Linked DNA regions of Homo sapiens: region 1 is linked to region 2. A link is a contact called in ENCODE Hi-C data. All regions are on one chromosome and are shown on one strand. Each heading gives the region's core, a stretch centred on a gene start or an enhancer-like site at or near the end of the contact. The rest is flanking DNA. Distances are from core to core; before and after follow the strand shown. Region 1 overlaps LOC107985354 (a long non-coding RNA gene). Region 2 holds the start of JMJD4 (jumonji domain containing 4).

Region 1 (3,126 bases), core at 340-2,839, 810 kb after region 2:
CTGTTACTCAGTTCCAAAGTCGCTTCCACATTTTTGGGTATCTTTACAGCAGCACCCCACTACTGGTACCAATTTACCATATTAGTCTGTTCTCATGCTGCTACTAAAGACATACCCGAGACTGGGTAATTTATAAAGGAAAGAGGTTTAATTGATTCACAGCTCCACACGGCGTGGGAGGCCTCACAATCATGGCAGAAGGAGAATGAGGAGCAAAGTCATGTCTTACACAGTGGCAGGCAAGAGAGTTTGTGCAGAGGAACTCCCGTTTATAAAACCATCAGCTCTCATGAGACTTATTCACTGTCACAAGAACAGCATGGAAAAGACCCTCTCCATGATTCAATTACCTCCCACCAGTTCCCTCCCATGACACGTGGGATGGGAGCTACAACTCAAGATGAGATTTGGGTGGGGACACAACCAAACCATATCATGCCCCCGATATAAGTCAATCCCAATCCACTTGACAAGATGATAGGTTTTTGAATCTCAGCCAGTCAGCACATGGCACGCCCTCAATGACTGGTCCTGGGGTGGTCCAATCAGAAGGAAGCTCAGGACTTCTATGCAACGGCTGTAGGAAACAATAGCTCCTCTCTCCTTAGACGAGTTGTTGTTGGCTGAGTTGCTGTTCACAGACATCTTGCAACTGTGAATAAGCCAGCCCGAAAAGGAATCTGGCCACAACAGGGCAAGGCAGACAGAATTAGAAATGGAACTGGAGCCCTGATTAAAGCTTATTAGAAGGCTGCCCTAACACTTAACTTTTCAGCCATGTGAACTAATATGTCCTCTTCATGGCTTCTTTAAATACAAGCAAAGGCATCCTAACCAGTGCATTGGGAGTCCAGCATTATGGTCAGCATTGTGGGTTCATACATTGCACATGCACACGTGTGAACACACTTGTACACACACACACACACGACCTGAATCTTACTAGAGAGGGGAAAAACACAGACCTCCAATTCCTGGGATAGTTGCAACATTGACTTTACAAAATTGCACACTGTAAGGCTTTTGGTAACGATTACCAATGCATGAAACTAATGTCTTTGGATCATTTTTCATTGATTTCTGTATTAAAAATGATTTTGTAAGTTTAACCTGAATTCTTAAGAAAATCTCAAACTCTGGCAAGTGGCAATTAATTATAAAAAGTTTTTTCTTTAAAAAACTAATATATTGTCACCTCTTTATTAGTATTTAAAGTAATAAAACCCATTTTTATCTTAATGTGAAGTTTGTATTTTCAACATTGTCCTTAGAAGGTGAAATGAGGTTCTAATAACTGGAATACGATATTGACTTTTCTTGACTGGTTCCATGCCTTGACCTTATTTACAACTTTGTTTCAAAATTTTCCAACCTGTTTGTTTACTTGCTGCTTTGGCAAGCCTGAGTTTTTTCTCTAGAGGCCTAGCTCCTTATAAGCTTGGACTAAGTCTTGTGCCTCTTTCATAACCCATGTCCTCCCCATGCCATGCTGAGTGCAAGAGCTTACCAAGAGCTGGTGTACAGCCCATGGAAATTTCCATAGCAGCTGCTCAGCCCCAGTACCCCCTCCCCATCTGGGACCTGGCCTGCAAGTCCTACCAGCCCAAGGACACTGGGCCTGGCTCTGGGTCAGGCTCTAGGTCTATTTATGCCTTTTTATCTCAGGCTTTGTGCTTTGGCACTCTGCACTCAGGAAACCTCCTCCTGTCCTCACCAGTCAACACACAAACACACGTCCTTATCTGGACAAGAGGAGAACAGTGGGTCAGATCCACAAACTCTTTCTCCATGGCTGCCCAGATGTCCCCAGTGTCTCACCACCTTTCGTTTATTCTTCTGGTTAGAGGAGTAAGTCTTTTATGGGAACAAAGATTCAGGCCTTCTGCCATCAGACAAAATATCTTTATGACCACTGACGAACTTACTAATGAACATATTTCTCAAATGCTTCCCCTTGTTTGGAAAAAGCTATCTCCAAGGTGGTAGGAACCTCACTCCCCCAAAATGTTCCCCTGAGCTCAGCTCTTTGACAGAACCAGTCTCTGATAAACCCAACAGCCCCTGCAGGAGCTGCGGAGGGAAGAGCTGAGCCCTTGAGGGCCCAGGAGCACCTGGTACCTGAGGAGAGGGGGTGAGGAGCTACCCTGCTCACTGCACTCTCTTCCCAGGCAAGGACTGAGGACACAAGGAATAGGAGCCAGATAACCTGAGAACAGAGCAAAACATCCCTGAGGCACACTGTGTAATCTCTCTGGCCTCAGTGTTTTAAGGGGCCAAATTCCTGACCTATCTACTTAATTCCTTATTTTATTTTATGATAGTAGTAGCAGTAGTATTTTACTGGCCGTGTTTATTATGTAATTTGGATGTCAGCGGGAGCTTCCCTAGATAAGACTGGATGAAACTTCTATTCTCCACCCTTTGGAAGTCTAAATTCCTCCTCAAAAGTCTGGCCAGTTCTCAGGAGGGAGGCCAGGGCAGAAGGCGGGCAGAGACTCACATTTACAGTCATCGCTGGTTCTCAGCCTCTGCAAGTGGAGAATTCAGCTTGTGGGCTGTCTCACCATCTGTGTGCTGTCCCTGTCCAGCCTGGCACCAACCCCTCAGGGGAGTGGAGGAGATCTACTCAACAACTTCAAATGAAATATTGGACACCAGTGTTCTCAAAAGCTCTTGAGCCATCCGGTCCCATTAGGATTTTAGGCTAGCTCCCCTTACAGAGTGATCCAGCTGGCTCCTCATCTTCCCATCTCTCCTCTTTACCCCTTCCCTTTTATATTGCTTCCAGAACTCCAAATCCTTCCCCATTTATTCTGTAGAGTCATCTATTTCTCTACCATTCCTTCTGCCAAACTCAGCCATTCAAACCCACCAAGTTGCAGAGAAGGATGTTCCATTCGGCAAGATCTACCTTCATTACGTACCAGACAACTGTGGTTATGAATGGTTTTTTCTCAATTGTATTAAAATCTGAAATACAATTTCTGCCAAATTCTTGCCAAAATGACAATTCCATTTCTCAGAAAGCAGAGAAAATGATAAAGAGAAGCACCATTTTGGATCTAATTATGTACCGCTAGGGGAACCTGTTGGTCAGATGAGAGTGAGAGAAAGCTCCCTGTCATC
Region 2 (3,072 bases), core at 573-3,072:
TGGCCGAAAATCACAGAGTACCCTGATCCCTCTGTGCCCCAACCACAGGTTTTCCCCACCAGGCTTCAACCCAATCCAGGGCCTTTAACATTTCCAGGCATGGAAGAAAGTATCTAGGTTTACTACAAAGAAAACGGCCTTGGCCCTGAGCCAAATTCCTGAAACCTTCCTATAAACTCCATAACCCACACCCCTTCCAAGAGACATACCTAGGGAGGACATCCCTTTTCCCTTACTGCCCGTCTCGAGGACTACCGCAGCCCACTCTATATGAAAGTTCCCCTAACAAAACCTCTAGGCAGGGCCTGGCGCAGTGGCTCACACCTGTAATCCCAGCACTTAGGGAGGCCAAGGCAGAAGGATTGCTTGAGCCCAAACGTTCAACACCGGCTTGGGCAACACAGAGACCCTGTCTCTACAAAAAAAAAAAAAAAAAACAAAAACAAAAAAACAAAACTAAGCTGGGCATAGTGGCTCATGCCTGTAGTCCCAGCTACTTGGGAGGCTGAAGCAGAATTAAAGAATTCATCAAGCCCAGGAGGTGGAAGCTGCAGTAAGCTGTGATGGTGCCACTGCATACTGTCTCAAAAAAAAAAAAAAAAAAAAAAAAAAAAAAAAAAACTGCTCTGGGCTTACCATGCATTTAGCACTTCTTTCTTTGGTATCCCAACTGGTCCCACCTGAGGATAGTGTGGGGAACTCCCTTGCCGCCACTTTTGGGGTAACTCCAGTTGCAAGTTTGGCAAAACACTCCTCATGTCACTACTCCGATGTCCTCCCACTTCAGCCCTGCTCATGTGTACACAGCCCCAAATCCCTACCCACACTCCCACCACACCTTCATTTCACACCCTCCCTCATTCCCCACCATCTTCTCCAGACACCCGTCATCCCCTGGGGCCCCTTGCCATGCCCTCCAGGTCCCCTGTGGGCCCCATTCGCCCATCTAGGTTACCCTGCCCCCTCCAGCCCTCCCACCATTTTCCTCCAGGTCCCCACCATCCTCTCTAGATCCCATGTCCCCTCCAGGTGCCACTGATCCCTCCAGGAACCCACTGTCCCCATCCCTTCCAAGTGCTACCGTCCCCTCCAAATCCCCACTGTCCCCTCCAGGTCCTCAATGTCCCCATCTCCTCCAAGTGCCACCGTCCTCTCCAGGTCCCCACCGTCCTCTCCAGGTCCCCACTGTACCCATCCCCTCCAGATCCCACCGTCCTCTCCAGGTCCCCACTGTCCCCATCCCCTCCAGGTCCCACCGTCCCCTCCAGATCCCGTCTCCATCCCCTCCAAGTGCCACCGTCCTCTCCAGGTCCCCACCATCTCCTCCAGGACCCTACCATCTCCGCTAGATCCCACCATCCCAGGGCCCCCCAGCTCTCCCTCTGGGTCCCACCGTTCTCTCCGGGTCCCATCATCCCTGGGCGCCCCCGCACCGCCGCACTCCCGCCCCCAGAACCGCCTCTGTCCCCGCCCCTCTCCCAGCGCAGCCCGCATACCCCCCACCCCCCGGGGATGCGGGAAGGAGGGCTCGGGCTGTGTCAGCCACAGCGCGCGGACTGAGCCGAGGGCGGACGCTACGGCTTGGCTTGGGCCGGGCGCCCAACAGACCAACACCGTCGCTCACCTGAGGGACGCCAGACGAGTCCCAGAGCCGACCGCGGCGCCTCGGCCGCTCGGCGCCTGCGCAGTGAAGACCGCGGCGAGCCGCGCGCATGCGTGCAGGCCCGGAGCCCCAGGCGCTGGCGGGGCAGAAACGCGGCGCCCTGCGTCTTCTGGTTCCGAGGCTGGTCCTCACCGTTTCCGCTCCGGCGGAAGTGAGGAGGAGGGTCCTTCGACCCGTGCTGAGCTGGATGGACCGCGAGACGCGCGCCCTCGCCGACAGCCACTTCCGAGGCCTGGGGGTCGATGTCCCCGGCGTCGGCCAGGCTCCGGGCCGGGTAGCCTTCGTCTCGGAGCCGGGCGCCTTCTCCTACGCCGACTTTGTGCGGGGCTTCTTGCTGCCCAACCTGCCCTGCGTGTTTTCCAGCGCCTTCACGCAGGGCTGGGGCAGCCGGCGGCGCTGGGTGACGCCCGCGGGGAGGCCCGACTTCGACCACCTGCTACGGACCTACGGTGGGGCGGCGGCCGCAGACCCCGGGCGGGGAGGAAAGGCCGGCGGGACCCAGGCCCGGGAGGCCCCCGCCTAGAGAGGGGCACCAGGGAGGGTGAGGGAGGCCAGGCGCGTGGCCCCTGGAGAGTTCCTCTGCAGACGGTTTGGAGTGAGGACGGGGCCCAGGGAGATGGCATGGACCGTGCCTTTCATTTCAGGAGACGTGGTTGTACCAGTTGCAAACTGTGGGGTCCAGGAATACAACTCGAACCCCAAAGAGCACATGACTCTCAGAGACTACATCACCTACTGGAAAGAGTACATACAGGCGGGCTACTCCTCTCCCAGGGGCTGTCTCTACCTCAAAGACTGGCACTTGTGCAGGTAATGGGGCTTGGGACGCACCGAGGCGCTGCCTTCCCTAGCGCTGCGTGAACCCAGAGGCCTTTCTGATGAAGGTGGCCCCTGGGTGCACAACGGAGCTATTTTTCCCCGTGAGGCACTTTAATCAGTTTAAAAGAAACTGGATTGTCTTCCGCATGGCTGCAAGTGTTGTTCTTTGGGAGGTCAATATGGTTTTTTTTCCTTTTTTTTTGAGAGAGATCTCCTCAGCCTCCCTAGTACCTGGGATTACAGGAAGGCGTCTCCACTCCCGGCTTTTTTTTTTTTTTTTTTTTTTTTTAAAGAGACTAGGTTTCACCATGTTGCCCAGGCTGGTCTTGAACTCCTGAGCTCAGGTGATGCATCCACCTCAGCATCTCAAAGCACTGGGATTATAGGCATGATCAGTACTTTCTAATAAGCAGAACCATTGTAGTCAGACTGCCCCGCCCCCTCCCCCGCCAGCAGCGTCTGGCTCAGAGGAGGGTCTGGGGCTCTTTGGGGGCTGCAGCCATCTGGAAGCTCCACTGGAGCCGATTGGTCTCAGTTGCCCCACTCGTGCTGCCCTAGTCTCCTCGTGCCTCACGTGCTGTCGGTGGTGC

The links. A loop is a pair of places that touch in the nucleus more often than their neighbours do. Pooled maps may share reads with other maps.
Region 1: a map with no recorded cell type shows a loop between it and region 2 (3-fold over the local background). The contact joins the enhancer-like site here to the promoter of JMJD4 in region 2. A Hi-C loop is called at or near these places in 2 of 37 single-sample maps with no recorded cell type and 2 of 50 pooled maps.

The regions. Positions count from the first base shown.
Region 1 is chr1:226,919,199-226,922,324 of GRCh38, reverse strand. LOC107985354 (a long non-coding RNA gene) reads right to left here. Exons shown (of 3, transcript XR_001738506.2): 3 at 127-3,126. Among named protein-coding and RNA genes, the nearest start is that of COQ8A, 20 kb to the left of the region's middle. Within about 2 kb of position 1,589, at least 9 of the 41 ENCODE cell types and tissues checked have a DNase peak (open chromatin) inside an H3K27ac peak, as active enhancers do.
Region 2 is chr1:227,734,052-227,737,123 of GRCh38, reverse strand. It overlaps JMJD4 (jumonji domain containing 4), which reads left to right and starts at 1,822. Exons shown (of 6, transcript NM_023007.3): 1 at 1,822-2,112; 2 at 2,308-2,473. The coding sequence starts at 1,851. SNAP47 (synaptosome associated protein 47) reads right to left here and starts at 1,689. Exons shown (of 5, transcript NM_053052.4): 1 at 1,625-1,689. RefSeq lists silencers at 1,351-1,640, 2,101-2,300.